2 separate regions of the Homo sapiens genome follow, and region 2 is linked to region 1. A link is an interaction called in ENCODE POLR2A ChIA-PET data of the cell type or tissue named here. Cell type or tissue: Caco-2. All regions are shown on one strand.

What was found. Peaks named below come from ENCODE experiments on the same cell type or tissue, not always from the same donor. Only the 100,000 strongest peaks of a DNase experiment are listed, where the experiment ranks them.
Region 2: POLR2A ChIA-PET joins it to region 1 with 10 read pairs; 3 of 35 experiments call an interaction of 5 or more read pairs at or near these places.

Annotation. Positions count from the first base shown.
Region 1 is chr22:40,708,281-40,716,280 of GRCh38, forward strand. No RefSeq gene overlaps it. Among named protein-coding and RNA genes, the nearest start is that of MCHR1, 33 kb to the left of the region's middle. RefSeq lists enhancers at 3,325-3,619, 3,643-4,159, 5,123-5,998, 5,999-6,873 and silencers at 3,433-3,552, 7,695-7,861. In Caco-2, no CTCF peak of the experiment used is centred here; DNase peaks (open chromatin) are centred at 3,481, 6,072 and 6,571; H3K4me3 peaks cover 327 bases.
Region 2 is chr22:40,468,588-40,476,587 of GRCh38, forward strand. All of the region lies in intron 3 of MRTFA (myocardin related transcription factor A), which reads right to left. Among named protein-coding and RNA genes, the nearest start is that of MRTFA-AS1, 49 kb to the right of the region's middle. RefSeq lists an enhancer at 3,288-3,946. In Caco-2, no CTCF peak of the experiment used is centred here; no DNase peak of the experiment used is centred here.

The DNA.
Region 1 (8,000 bases):
AAGAAGAAAGAAGATGAAAGAAGATGAAAGAAGAAGAAGAAGAATAGGAAGAAGAGGAAGAGGAAGAGGAGGAAGAAGGGTGAGGAGGAGGAGAAAAGAAAGAAGAGGAAGAAAGCTAAGGATAGAATCTTAGAAACCTTCACTGTTCAGGGCTGGCTGGGGAAGAGGAATCAGCAGAGGAGCTTGTGTTGGATCATCCAGAGAGGCAGGAGGGAAGCCAGGGGAGCGGTGGCATCCTGGAAGCTGATGGAAAACATGGTTTCCACGAGCAAGTGACCCAGCGGGTCAAATGCTGCAAAAAGGTCAGGATGAGGCCTGGCAAGGATCTGTGGTGGATGAATAGTGTCCTCCCAAAAGATACGTCCAAGTCTTGACCCTGACACCTGTGACCGTGACCTTATTTGGAAATTGAGTCTTTGTAGATATAATTAAGTTAAAGGTCTTGCGTTGAGGTCATATAGGTCCATCCTAAATCCTATAGCTGATGTCCTTGGATTTTTTTTTTTTTTTTTTTTTTTGAGATGGAGTCTTGCTCTGTCGCCCAGGCTGGAGTACAGTGGCACAATCTTGGCTCACTGTAACTGCCGCCTCCAGGATTCCAGAGATTCTCCCGCCTCAGCTTTTTTTTTTTTTTTAATATTTATTTATTTGTAGTTTGGTGGGGGTTTTTGTTTGTTTGTTTGGGTTTTTTGTTTGTTTGTTTGTTTAATAGCTCTGCTGGAACCAATATACATCTTTTCTTAAAGCAACATTCCTTTAGTTACTGCCATAGCGCTCCTCCTCTTGATAGTCAAGCTTCCTGGAAAAGTTGCTCCTACTGGTTTAGAACCCACCAAAGTCAACCAATGACCTCTTTATTTCTAAATCCAATGTGCCCTGTATTAGTTTCCTAGGCTGCCATAACAAAATACCACAAACTTGGCAGGTTAGAAACTGTGAAATAATGTATTATCTCATAGTTCTGGAGGCCAGAAATCCAAAATCAAGTTCTCAGGTAAGTTGGTCCCTTCTGGAGGCTCTGAGGCCCACACAGGCACCACTCCAGTCTCTGCCTCAGTCTTCACCTGGCTCGCTTTCTATGTCTCTGTGTCTCAAATCTCCTTCTCCTTTAATAAAAATTGAAAGACAGCAGGGCACGGTGGCTCATGCTTGTAATCCCAGCACTCTGGGAAGCCGAGGCCAATGGATTGCTTGAGCCCAGGAGTTTGAGACCAGCCTGGCCAACATGGTGAAACCCTGTGTCTACTAAAAATACAAAAATTAGCCGGGCCTGGTGGCAGGTGCCTGTGGTCCCAGCTACTCGGGAGGTTTAGGTGGGAGGATCGCCTGAGCCTGGGAGGTCAAGGCTGCAGTGAGCCATGATCACGCCCCTGCACTCCAGCCTGGGTGACAGAGTGAGACTCCGTCTCAAAAAAAAAAAAAAAACCCAAAAAACAAAAAAACCAACCAGACCAAAACAAACAAACAAAAACAAGCAAGCAAACAAACAAAAAGCACACTGCTAATGAAAAAAGGGTTCTTATGTTGATAGGCTTGAAAGGATAGGATTCACAGATTCACAGGATGTCAGGGCTGGTAGGAACCTTAAACACTGCCAAGTCATAAGCACAGGGCCTGGGGAGAATGAGCTAGTGCATGATATTATCGTGCTTTCCTCTTTTGCACTCCCTTTTGTGTGACCTCCTTCCCCTTCTGCCAGAGGCATCTGTTTGCCTCAGAGACGATTAGGATTGCAAAGAGAAATAGAAAGCCAATACGCAGCTGTGGACATCCAAAAAAATATTCCTCTGTGTAAGGCAAAGTAATAGCTTTGAAAGCCAGTCTTTGCCAAGAGAGAAAAGGATTTTCTAAACAATTTAGGCACGTGTTAACATATCAAGAGCTAGGCCTGTTGGACTAGATCACTGAGTTTTGCTGTGTGTGCCTGGGGTGGAAGGAATCCAGATGTGATGCAGTGGCTGTGGCCCCAGGATGGCTGCAAAAGGAAGCAGAGGCAAGGGACACAGGCCGTCCTACTACTGCTTCTTAAGCTCCTCCTCCAGGCCAGAGGCAGGGGTTGAGGGAGGTGCGTGTTGGAAGGGTTGAGGGACAGCTAAAGGCACAGGATCCTCAGCCCTCTGTCTTTTTTTTTTTTTTTTTTTTTTTTTGGAGATGGAGTCTTGCTCTGTCACCAGGCTGGAGTGCAGTGGCATGATCTTGGCTCACTGCAACCTCCGACTCCTTGGTTCAATCAATTCTCCTGCCTCAACCTCCCAAGTAGCTGGGATTACAGGCACCCGCCACCACACCCAGTAATTTTTTGTATTTTTAGTAGAGACGGGGTTTCACCATGTTGTCCAGGATGGTCTCCATCTCCTGACTTTGTGATCTGTCTGCCTCGGCTGCCCAAAGTGCCAGAATTACAGGCGTGAGCCATCGCGCCCAGCCTCCTCTGTTTTATTTGGAGCCCTAGGAAGTATCCCATAGTGGTCTGGACACTGTGTCCAGCAATCAAGAGGACAGGAAGTAACAATGAGCTGGGAAATGACTGCACAGGTGAGCCTGGGCCCCACACTTGGCTCCCCACGGCCACAGGGCATCCTGAAATCCCTCCAGGATCTGACCAGGGGACTTGCAAGAGCTGAAGGGCCTTGAGATTCCCAGAGTGTCAGGGCAGGAAAAAGAGACCAGTATATGTGCAGACCTCACAACAGGAACTCAGCCATGAGGACTCACCGGGCAGGGAGTGTCAGCAGGGCACTCCAAAAGGCCCACATGGGGGCTGGGCACAGTGGCTCACGCCTGTAATGCCAGCACTTTAGGAGGCTGAGGCAGAAGGATCGCTTGAGCTCAGGAGTTCAAGACCAGCCTGGACAACATAGTGAGAGCCAACCCCTACAAACAAATTTTTTTTTTTTTTTTTAGACAGAGTTTTGCTCTTATTGCCCAGGCTGGAGTGTAATGGGGCAATCTTGGCTCACTGTAACCTTCGCCTTCTGGGTTCAAGCAATTCTCCTGCCTCAGCCTCCTGGGTAGCTAGGATTACAGGCATGCGCCACCACGCCCGGCTAATTTTTTATTTTTAGTAGAGATGGGGTTTCACCAGATTAGCCAGGCTAGTCTTGAACTGCTGACCTCAGGTGATCCACCCACCTCGGCCTCCCAAAGTGCTGGGATTACAGGCATGAGCCACCACACCCAGCCTCCAAAAAAAATTTTTTTTAATTAGCTGAATGTGAAAAAAAAATTAGCTGAATGTGGTGGCGTGTGGCGTGTGGCTGTGGTCCCAGCTACTTGGGAGGCTGAGGCAGGAGGATCACTTGAACCCAGGATACTGAGGTCACAGTGAGCTATGATCGTACTACTGCACTGTAGCCTGGGTGACAGAGCGAGACTCCATCTCAAACAAAACAGAACAAAAAAACCAAGTATTTACAGAGACATGAGTCATCGAGAGGCTATCTAAACCGAGATAAGCTGCAGTGCAGTGATGACAGTTTCTTTCCACTTCCCCGGAGGGGCTCATGGCTCAGCAGATCAGCTGCAGGAAAGAGAGAAACATCGTCTCTCCGTGCGCCTTTCCTTGTATATTAATCTGCGATCCTGCTACACATGCCACTGTCAGTCAGGCCATGCTACGAAGCCTGGGGAGAACAGGGCAAGATTTCCGAGGCCTGGCCGGAGGCAACAGGCACATAGAAAAGGGGTATGGGGTCCGGAAGGTGCAGAGTAAATGTGTGCGTGGGGCAAGATTCCCCCAGGGATGGCTACAGGCACAGTTGCCTCTAGGATGGGATGTAGAGAAATCAAATTCAAGGGTACAAGTAAATATCTTTATATACCCTGGGGGCGACAGAAGGAAGCTTTTTGTGGGAGAACCCAGAAAAGAGAGCTCAGAAGGAGAAAAGTCTCCTAAGCTGCTGGGTAGAGACGGGCTGTTTGAGGTTTTTTTTTTTTTTTTTGAGACAAAGTCTTGCTCTATCACCCAGGCTGGAGTGCAGTGGCACGATCTCTGCTCACTGCAATCTCTGCCTCCCAGGTTCAAGTGATTCTCTTGCCTCAGCCTCCCGAGTAGCTACAGTTACAGGAGTTGGCCGCCATACTCGGGTAATTTTTTTGTACTTTTAGTAGAGATGGGATTTCATCACATTAGCCAGGCTGGTCTCGAACTCCTGACCTCAAGTGATCCTTACACCCCGGCCTCCCAAAGTGTGAGAATTACAGGTATGAGCCACTGCGCCTGGCCTGGGCTGGTTGAGTTTAATACAAAAGTCAAGGATCCTTCTCCTCGGTTCACTTAGTCCTCCCCACGGCCCTCGGCGTTTGGCATTCTCTCTTTTTTTCTTTTTCTTTTTTTTTTTTTTTTTGAGACAGGGTCTTGCTCTGTTGCCCAGGCTGGATTGGAGTACAGTTCGTCATCATGGCTTACTACCTCCCCGGCTCAAGTGATCCTCCCACCTCGGCCTCCTGAGTAGCCAGGACCACAGGCATGTGCCACCATGTCTGGCTAATTTTGTTTATTTTTTTGTAGAGATGTGGTCTTGCCATGTTGCCCAGGCTGTCCTCGAACTCCTGGGCTCAAGGAGTTCCACCCACCTCAGTCTCCCAAAGTGCTGGGATTATAGGCGTGAGCCACCACCCCTGGCAGTCCTCAGCATTCTTCAAACAAAACTAGGGCTGGGCATGGTGGCTCATGCCTGTAATCCCAGCTCTTTGGGAGGCTGAGGTGGGAGGATCTCTTGAGCCCAGGAGTTCAAGACTAGCCTCGGCAACATAGTGAGACCCTGTCTTTACAAGAACAAAACACAAAACAACAGAGTCGCTGTTTTCCCTCAATTCTATAGCAAGGACGAAATCAGGGAGTCCACAGGGCGCATGGATTTGAACCTGGGTCTATCTGGCTCCGCACTATGCTTTCCCTGCTATATCCCACTACCTGATTGAAGGAGAGAGATGGGACTTCTGAGGACAAGGGAACCTTCAGGTGAGGCTGGAGGTCAAGTCCCTAAAGACTTCCTTGCTTAGGGGGAGATTTAATGATTGGCCGCCATCATCTCAAGAGAAGAGACGATCCCTCTCCTGCCTGGTTTGCTTGACCGAACAACCTCACTGTGGAAGGTAGTGGTGAAGGGACACCACCTTGAGATGAGGTGGACCTGGGTTCATATTCCTGCACTGAGATCTTAGGCAAAACACTTAAGCTTGTGGAGCCTTAGATTTCATTCTTATAAAAATGGGATAACAATTTCCACCTTACTAAGCCGTGAAAAGCATTACATGAAGGGGAATGTAAATTGTGTGCCTACCACAGAGCCCGATACAGAGAACAGGTGAAAAGAACTGAATTTAACTCTACCTACCCATCTGTCATCCCTCCTGCAGCTCTATTCCGATCGGCATTTTCTTTTTCTTTTTCTTTTTTTTTGAGATGGAGTCTTGCTCTTGTCGCGCAGACTGGAGTCAATGGCGCGATCTCGGCTCACTGCAACCTCTGCCTCCCAGGTTCAAGTGATTCTCCTGCCTCAGCCTCTTAAGTAGCTGGGATTACAGGCACCTGCCAAAGCCCAGCTAATTTCTGTATTTTTAGTAGAGACAGGGTTTTACCATGCTGGCCAGGCTGGTCTCAAACTCCTGACCTCAGGTGATCCGCCCGCCTCGGCCTCCCAAAGTGCTGGGATTACAGGCGTGAGCCACCAAGCCCCACCTCAATCAGCATTTTCAAGGTTAAATGCCCTGGAAGAAGCCAGGCGAAGTAACTTAAAACCTGAGCAGGTTTAAGAGTCTTGCTCAAGCAAGCTCACTGGGCCCTTGAACTTTGGTGTTTTTTTTTTTTTTTTTTTTTTTTTGTACAGACATGGCCTTATTATGTTGCTCAGGCTGGTCTTGAACTCCTGGCCTCAAGCGATCCTCCCACCTCTGCCTCTTGAAATTCTGGAATGACAGGCATGAGCCACCGCACCTGGCCAGAACTTTGGCATTCTTAAACAAAAATCTAGAAAAGCTTTTCTTGTAAAGGAAACAGAGCAGTCTCCATGGGGGCTTAGCCTGCCCGGCACCTCTGGGGAGTATCAGAAAAGGCAGCCCAAGTTGGTATGGCCCATGACATCAGTGTTATAGTCCAGACACTGGGTGCATTCTGTCCACCCACCACGGGACAGGGCTCGGCCAGGTCCGCACCTGTCGGGGGTACGTGCTCTCTCAGTGATGGCTGGCCACTGACAGAAACAGTGCACTGACCTCAGTAAAAGAATGCCAAAGTCTGTCTTTCTTTCTCAAGTAATGTGGAGGAAAAGGAGCTCCTGCCAGGTGCAGAAGAAAGAAGAAAACCCGTTCTTGGCAGCAGGGGGATCAGGTTGCCACAGCAACGAGCTTCTTCCAAGTCCACTCATTATGTGGCTTTTGAATTAGACTTCCTTCTGTACATCTCACTGCACTGATTCCCTCGTCTTCGGCCGGCTCATTTCCCGAGCTTCTCCTGGGGAAATCAACACAGAGGGGAGTCTGACCTCTCCTTTCAAGGCTTGGTCCTGCTTGTCCCTGGGATGACACAATATTTACTTGTTGGTTTACACTTGGAAGAACCTGATCGCCGTGCAGAATGAAGAGCCCCTCCTCCTCTGTGGGTGGGAGCGTTGACTGGTACAACTTCTTTGAGCAGCAATTTGGCCCAATACAAGTGCATACCCTTTGATCTCACGGTTCTGGGGCTTAACCCCGGCATGACAGCATTTTTGTATAATAACAGCAAAAAGCTGGAAACGACCTTCACATCACTGATGGGAGATGGGTTAAATATCAGCTAAGCCACCAGACAGCTGAAGGAATAATGAGCTAGAGCTTATGTACCCATATGGAAAGATGTACTGTTAAGTTAAAAAAAGCAAGTTGTTCAAACTCATAGAAACAGAAAGGGGAAGGGTGGTTGCCAGGGGCTCGGGGCAGGGAGGAATGGGGTTGTTTAATGGGTATAGAGTTTCAGCTTTGCAAGATGAAAAAATTCTGGAAATTGGTTGTACAACAATGTGACTATAACTACTGAATTCTAAACTTAAAAATGATTAAGGCCAGATGCAGTGGCTCACGCCTGTAATCCCAGCACTTTGGGAGGCTGAGGCGGGAGGATCACGAGGTCAGGAGATCAAGACCATCCTGGCCAACATGGTGAAACCCCTTCTCTACTAAAAATACAAAAATTGGCTGGGTGTGATGGCGGGCACCTGTAGTCCCAGCTACTTGGGAGGCTGAGGCAGGAGAATCGTTTGAACCCGGGAGGTGGAGGTGGAGGTTGCAGTGAGCCGAGATCGCACTACTGCACTCTAGCCTGGGACAGAGCGGGACTCTGTATCAAAAAAAAAAAAAAAATTAAGATGGTAACTTTTATGTTGTATGTTCTTTACCACATAAAAAAAGTCAAGTTGCAGAATGGAATTATACTTATTGCATTTGTGTGTGTGTGTTTTTTAAAAAGGGCTAAAACAAGTTTGTGAGGAGACAAAATAAGCTGTTGTCAGTGCTTACCTTTGCAGTTGAGGGGCATTAAAGGGGGAAAATATGTTACTTTTCATTTTTTTCCCTTCTAAGGAGCTTTTTTTTTTTTTTTTTTTGGATACAGAGTTTCACTCTTTCGCCTAGGCTGGAGTGCAGTGGCAGGATCTCGGCTCACTGTAACCTCTGCTTCCTGGGTTCAGGCAATTCTTGTGACTCAGCTCTCCAGTAGCTGGGACTACAGGCGCCGGCCACCACACCCGGCTAATTTTTGTATTTTTAGTAGAGACGGGGGTCTCACAATGTTGGCCAGGCTGGTCTTCAACTCCTGGCCTCAAGTGATCCGCCCGTCTAGGCCTCCCAAAGTATGGAGAGCTTTTTAAAAATATATAATTAATTTTGACAAGCCAATAAAGATAAGGAGATGAAATTACTATGCCTGATCTATAGAAAGTCAGCATTAATTCAGCAGATATTTACTGAGTATTAACTTACTATGTACGAGGCACAGTGCTAAGGACTGCAGATACAAGGGC
Region 2 (8,000 bases), 240 kb before region 1:
AATCAAATGACAATAAACTTGGCCACCACTTTTCAGAATATTTATGTTAGAAAAGGCTCCAAAACAAACTTGTTGATGAGTAAAGGAAATGCCCCTGGACTAGAAATTATATGCCAGCCAAAACAGTGCTGCATTTGAAAATTAATGAGGTGTATATGCTTGAGGAGACCAAAATGCAGACAAGCCTTCTCAAAAATCTTTTCTCTTCCCCCACTCAGATATTTGGCTTCCAACTCTGGAGGCTGTCATACTTCAGGGGGGAAACTGCTATCCAGAAACAATCAACTGAAAGACTGGTCTGGTTGGAGCCAAGTTTGAATGCATCAGTTTTCATGAGAATTAACAATGACCTTCACACTAAAAACATTAAAATAGCCCCAGTATACTAGAAAGTAAATTAATAGATGTCATTTCTGGCATTTGTAAGGTACAACTAATACTAGAGCATTTCTACATTTTAATAAATTGCATGGTGCTTATTTAACTAACTTTGAATAAGGAGTATTTGAGTTTATCTCCTCTAAAAATCGCAATCTACCTCACTCTCAACAATAGACAGAACAACTAGGTAGAAATTAGTAAGGATATTGAAACAGTTCAAATGTGTGCCCCCTCCAAACCTCATGCTGAGATATGATCCCCAATGTTGGAGGCGGGGCCTAGTGGGAAGTGTCTGGGTCATGGCGGCAGATGTCCTGGGAGTGGCTTGGTGCCCTCCCCGCAAGTAATGAGTTCTCACTCTTTTAGCTCATGTGCATGCTGGTTTAAAAGAGCATGGGATCTCTCTTGCTCCCTCTCTCGCCATGTGACACTCCTGCTCCCCATGTGCCTTCTGTCATAAGTAAAAGCTTCCTGAGGCCTCTCTAGAAGCTGAGCAGACGCTGGTGCAATGCTTGTACAGCCTGAAAAACCATGAGCCAAATAAACCTCTTTTCTTTATAAATTAACCAGCCTCATGTACCCCTTTTAGCAACCCAAAACAGACTAATGCAGACATATAGGATTTGAACTACACCATCAACCAAATAGAATTAACAAACATATAGAACACTCCACCTAACAATGGCAGAATATACACTCTTTTCAAGCACACATGGAACACTCCCCAGGTCACAACACATACCAAGCAATAAAACAAATTTCAGTACATTTAAAAGGATTAAAATCATTCTGTGATGACAATGGAATTAAATTAGAAATCAAAAACAGGCCAGGCATGGTGGCTCACACCTACAACCCCAGCACTTTGGGAGGCTGAAGCAGAAAAATCGCTTGAGGCCAGGAGTCAGAGACCAACCTGGGCAAAATAGCAAGACCCCCATCTCTATAAATATTATGTATATAAAGAATATATGGCTGGGCACAGTGGCTCACGCCTGTAATCCCAACACTTTGGGAGGCCAAGACAGGTGGATCACCTCAGGTCAGCAGTTCAAGACCAGCCTGGCCAACATGGTGAAACCCCGTCTCCACTAAAAATACACAAATTAGGCAAGCATGGCGGCGGGTGCCTATAATCCCAGCTACTCAGGAGGCTGAGGTAGTAGAATTGCTTGAACCCTGGAGGTGGATGTTGCAGTGAGCCGAGATTGTACCACTGCATTCTAGCCTGGGTGACACAGCAAGACCCCATCTCCAAAATTTTATATATATATATATATATATATATATATATATATATATATATATATATAAAGAAACATAATAAAGAGCAAAAGAAAATTTGGGAAATTCATAAATATGCAGAAATTAAAGAGCACACCCTTAAACAGCCAATGGGTCAAAAGAGAATGAGAGAAATTAGAAAGTACTTTGAACTAAACAATTTATCAAAATTTCTGGAATACAGCTGAAACAGTGCTTAGAGGGAAACTCATAGGTTTATATTAGAAAATTCACAGCCTACACTGGAAAAGAAGATCTGAAATACATGCGGTAAGCCTTTACCTTAAGAAACTAGATGAATATGAAATTCAGCTAATTTTAAAAAAGGAAACTAGGAAAAGAGCAAATTAAACCATGGTAAGTAGAAAAAAGGAAATTAAAGTGGTAAGCAATGATACAGAAAACAGAAAAACAGGCCAGGTGTGGTAGCTCACGCCTGTAATCCCAGCACTTTGGGACGCCGAGAAAGGCAGATCACCTGAGGTCAGGAGTTCGAGACCAGCCTCACCAATATGGTGAAACCCTGTCTCTACTAAAAATACAAAAATTAGCCAGGTGTGGCAACAGGCGCCTGTAGTCCCAGCTACTCGGGAGGCTGAGGCAGGAGAATCACTTGAACCCGGGAGGCGGAGGTTACAGTGAGCTGAGATTGTGCCACTGCACTCCAGCCTAGGTGAAAGAGCGAGATTCCGTCTCAAAAAACAAAACAAAACAAAAAACAAAAACAACAGAGAAAATCAATAGTCATAAAAGTTTGTTGTTTGAAAAGAACAAAATTGATAAACCTTTACCTAGACTGCCAAGAAAAAAACAGAAAATACATACAAAAATCAGAAATGCAAAAGGAGGCCGGGTGTGGTAGCTCACACCTGTGATCCCAGCACTTTGGGAAGCCAAGGAGGGTGGACCACCTGAGGTCAGGAGTTCAAGACCAGCCTGGCCAACATGACAAAGCCCTGTTTCTATTAAAAAAAAAAAAAAAAAAAAAAAAAAAACAAGAATTAGCCAGATGTGGTGGCACGCGCCTGTAATCCCAGCTACTTGGGAGGCTGAGGCAAGAGAATCGCTTGAACCTGGGAGGCAGAGGTTGCAGTGAGCCGAGATCATGCCACTGCACTCCAGCCTGAGCAACAGAGCAAGACTCCATCTCAAAAAAAGAAAAAGAAAAAGAAATGCAATGGTCAAATTCCTAGGAAGGCATAAATTATTGAAATTGAAGAAAGAAATAGAACATCGGAATAGATGTATAACAAGTAAGGAGACTGAAATAGTAATCTTCCCACAAAGAAAAGCCCAGGTCCAGAAAGCTTCGCTGATATATTTCTCCAAATACTTAAGAATTAATACTGGCTGGGCGCGGTAGCTCATGCTTGTAATTCCAGCACTTTGGGAGGCCCAGGTAGGCGGATTGCTTGAGCTCAGGAGTTCGAGACCAGCCTGGGCAACATGGCAAAACTGCCTCTACAAAAATGAGCCAGGCATGGTGGCAAGTGCCTGTTGTCCAAACTACTCGGGAGGCTGAGGCAGGAAAATCACTTGAATCTGGGAGGTCGAGGCTGTAGTGAGCTGAGACCACACCACTGCACTCCAACCTGGGTGCCAGAGCAAAACCATCTCAAAAAAATAAATTAAAAATTAAAAAGAATACCAATCATTCACAAACTCTTCCAGGAAACAGAGGAGAAAACACTTCCCCAACTCATTTAATGAAGCTGGTATTATTCTCTGATTCCAAAGCCAGAGAAAGACATCAAAACAAAACTACAGGTGAATATGCCTTATTAACATAGTCACAAAATTCCTCAACAAAATACTAGGAAATGAAGCCAGGACTGGAACCAAATATTCTGTATCCTTATCCCTGTAATCCTTCTCTCATTCCAGTGATTCTCAACCCTTACCCTTCACAATGAAATCATCTGGGAAGGTTTTTAATTGGTCTGGAATGGGGCCTAGACCTCATCTCTTTAAAAAGCTTAGCAGGTAATTCTAATGCAATGCCATGTCAAGAGCTACCCTATGTAATGCTAATTTGGCCTAATTTAAGCTTACTTTATATGGAGAAATTAAATATGCTCCACCCATGTTCGTGATGCCAATGATAGATCATGGCAAGTAAATAGTGCGAAGCAGGTTTAATCCACCTAATAAGCAGTAAGTAGCCTTTCCTCTGATACTGTTTTAAGGCACATCATCTTTTGCTGTGTTTTGAACAATGATTCAGTTTTTAAGTTAAAATTTTTTGACAATAAACATGTTATTATTTCCATGATCATTTTTAATATTTTTTCACATTGAAAAACTTAAGAATGAATAACAAATAATTTTTTTCTCAAATTCCTTTTTAACAAACGAATAATTTAATAAACAATCATGTGAACACTTCTAGGAGGTGTCAACTCCCATCTCATGAAGTTTAGCATTAAACTCAGACATCTAGAGAACAGGATACAGACCAGGGATATCCACTGTCACAAATTATCAACACATTTCCCAGCTTCCATGGTGTCTTGGCATCTTAGCTATGGACCTCCCAGGACCTGGAGGACACAGGGCAACAGAGACCACAACAAATTCACACATAGCTCCTGGAGCAGAGGACAAAGAGCAGTGAAAATGGACCCCCAAGCTCTGGCTAAAAATTGTTAATTTGTTCAAAAGTTTCCAACAGGAGAGAAATTTCATTTTCCAACATACTTCTTCCATAAAATGTATTTGTAGACTACCACTAAAGGTTTGTCAAGGGGAAGAAAATGGCTAAAGAACAACCCAATAAAGAGATAAAATCTGTTATCTCTAGATGCACTTCTGTGAATTTTCTATCTAAATTTAATGCATACGATATGATGCAGTATCTTCTAAGTTCTCTTTTATATACAGTGTAGTACATTTACTAATAAATATTAACTGGTTTTTATTTTATTTGAGACAGGTTCTCACTCTGTTGTCCAGGCTGAAGTGCAGTGGTATGATCACGGCTCACCGCAGCCTTGACCCACCAGGCTCAAACAATCCTCCCACCTCAGCCGCCTGAGTAGCTGGGATTATAGACTTGTACCACCACACCCAGCTAATTTTTAAATTTTTTTGTAGAGATGAGGTCTCACTGTTGCCCAGACTGGTATCGAACTCCTGGGCTCAGTTAATCCTCCCACTTCGGCCTCCCAAAGTGCTGGGATTACAGGTGTGAGCCACTGTACCCAGCCAATATTAACTGTTAAAAGTAGTTTCGGATGGTATTTCCTTACTCTAAGTTCATAGCCTCCTATAAATTCCTAAAGCTTGATCTGCTAATAATTGGTATATTTTTTCTCTAATTTTCAGGCACCAGTCCCAGAAAAAATAAGCAAATGCAACTTAATTCAGCAACAGACACCAATACTTTTAGCTTCAAACTAGGGAATGTGTTTTACCAGGAAGGTCAGAGAAGGAACAGGTTGGGTGCTAGCCTTAAGTGAAGCTCAGCATGCAGATAATTAGAATACCCATCTTTGCAACAGTGAATTATACCTATTTTACTGGTGTATTTTACATTATATTTATCCTATATGCCTGAAAAATCATTTAGTGGCATCCAAATTGTAAAACCACATGGCCTACCAATTAGAACCAAAGGCTGTTCAGAACACTCACCAGTTTCATTCTTAGAATGCATGATTAAAAGTAGGTGAAGGGTGTCCCCAGAAGCAGGTGCTACTCAAGTTCTGCTGCCTGGGTTACTTTCCAGCATCACTACCAATATAAGGATTGGGAATCAGGGTGTGGAGAGAGATCTTCTCTATTCACTCACCTAACAAGTATTTACTAAACAACTATAGGTTGGCACAAAAGTAATTGAGGCTTTTGTCATTGCTTTTAATGGCAAAAGCTGCAATTATTTTTGCACCAACATAATACTATTGTGTTAGGTCCTGTGCTAGGTACTAGATACACCTATGATCTCTGCTCACATAAAGCTTTCAGTCCAGTGGGACAACAGAGATCAAATCAATGACAACAAACAAATAAATTCAAGTTGTGATCAATATTTTACAGAAAAAGAAAAAAGGATATGAGAGAGCCCTGAACTCTCCAGTATTTCCTTCTTTAATGTTATATGATAATAAACTTTTCACATTGCTCTTTATATTAATATACAGTCAATTGTTTACGATGCTAAAACTCTTTGAAAAGTAGAGATTTCAGGGGAAGTCATAAAAACAAGTAAGTTAAGGCACACAGTGTCATTTACTCACTTTACTCTCACTTGCTTGGATGCTCTAGAGTTCATGTACTAGTTGGTCAGCACATATACTTACCTCACATCCATGCCTTATTCAGTTCTTCCTTAGCTCCTTGTCCCAACCTCTCTTTCCTTGCATTCATTCAAGAAATATGAGGGCCTACTGTATGCCAGATACTCTCTGTTTGTTGCTGGGGATACAGTAGTGACTGAAGGCCCCACCTTCAGTGAGTTTACAGTTTCATGAGGGAAACATACATAAAGTAAGTTCTAATTTGTGTGAAGAGTATTTCCAAAGAAAACAGACACTATATCTTAACTGATTTGATTGTTCCCATAATTCAATTCATGTATTCAAATGGCTTTTTTTTCTTTCTTTCCTGAGATGGAATCTTGCTCTGTCACCCAGGCTGGAGTGCAGTGGCATGATTTTGGCTCAATGCAGCCTCCGCCTCCCAGGTTCAAGCTATTCTCCTGCCTCAGCCATCCGAGTAGCTGGGACTACAGGTGTGTGCCACCACGCCTGACTAATTTTTGTATTTTTAGTAGAGACGAAGTTTCACCATGTTGGCCAGGCTGGTCTAGAACTCCTGATTTCAGGTGATCCGCCTGCCTTGGCCTCCCAACGTGCTGGGATTACAGGTGTGAGCCACTGCGCCCAGCCAACATTGTAATTATTCACTTTGAATCCATTAGAGCTAGGAGTTCTGTGAGAATGAGAACCATGTCTTACACAGATTTGTATCTCTAATAACTGGCCCTGTCTTTAAGATACAAAAGCCATCTAAGGTGGTGGTTCACGTCTGTAATCTCAGCATGCTGGGAGGCTGAGGTGGGCGGATCACCTGAGGTCAGGAGTTCGAGACCAGCCTGGCCAACATGGTGAAATCCCATCTCAATTAAAATAGAAAAATTAGCCAGGCATGGTGGTGCATGCTTGTAATCCCAGCTACCAGGGAGGCTGTGGCAGGAGAATGGCTTGAATCTGGGAGGCGGAGGTTGCAGTGAGCCGAAATTGTGCCCCTGCACTCCAGCCTGGGCAACAGTGCCAGACTCCGTCTGAAAAAAAAAAGTGAATAATTACAATGTTTTAAGAAAGACACTAACATCTAGACAAGTGTAACATTAGCTAGCACACATGCCAAGAGTGGGCATGCCCTACTACTGGCAAATTCAAGTCTTATGTGGCCTTTTGTGTGAGACACATGTGTACATTAAAAATAAAAAGAATTGCTTGTTTCTTTAAAACAACAATTAAAATAGTTATGTATTTTTCAGTTATCATAAGAGCAGAAAGATGGTACTGCCCAACACTGGAAGTCAGAGAAAAAGAGAAACAAGATCTTTTCTATGCAAGATAGCACTAGGGTACATAAAAATGGCGTCTCGGCCAGGCACGGTGGCTCACGCCTGTATTCCCAGCACTTCGGGAGGCCGAGGCGGGTGGATCACGAGGTCAGGAGATTGAGACCATCCTGGCTAATATGGTGAAACCCTGTCTCTACTAAAAATACAAAAAATGAGCCAGGCGTGGTGGCGGGTGCCTGTAGTCCCAGCTACTCGGGAGGCTGAGGCAGAAGAATGGCATGAACCCGGGAGGCGGAGCTTGCAGTGAGCTGAGATCGCGCCACTGCACTCCAACCTGGGCGACAGAGCAAGACTCCGTCTCAAAAAAAAAAAAGGGGGGGGGTCTTGAAAGTATTTTATCTTCATGATCAGTTGGTATTAAAGTTTCAAGCTATTTCCTGATAACATTCCCCAAAAGTAAGACTCCTCTGGGCCCCTACTAATATGCGCCCACGAGTCTGTCCTGATACAGCCTAAAAAGATACGAAAGAGAAGACAGATGTCTCTGTGTTCCCTAACTTGGTTTGATTACCTCTCTTGCTTTCTGGTTCTTGAGCCCTACCCTGTCCTACAGCATCCAATGGAATTGTTTCCTCTCCTGCTTCTTACATATAATGTTATTTCTAAACATGTTTCTTTTCTTTTTTGTTTTTTGAGATAGGATCTTGCTCTGTCACCCAGGCTGGAGAGCAGTGGTGCAATCTTGGCTCACTGCAGCCTCAACTTCCTGGGCTCAAGCAATTGATCCTCTTGCCTCAGCTTCTTC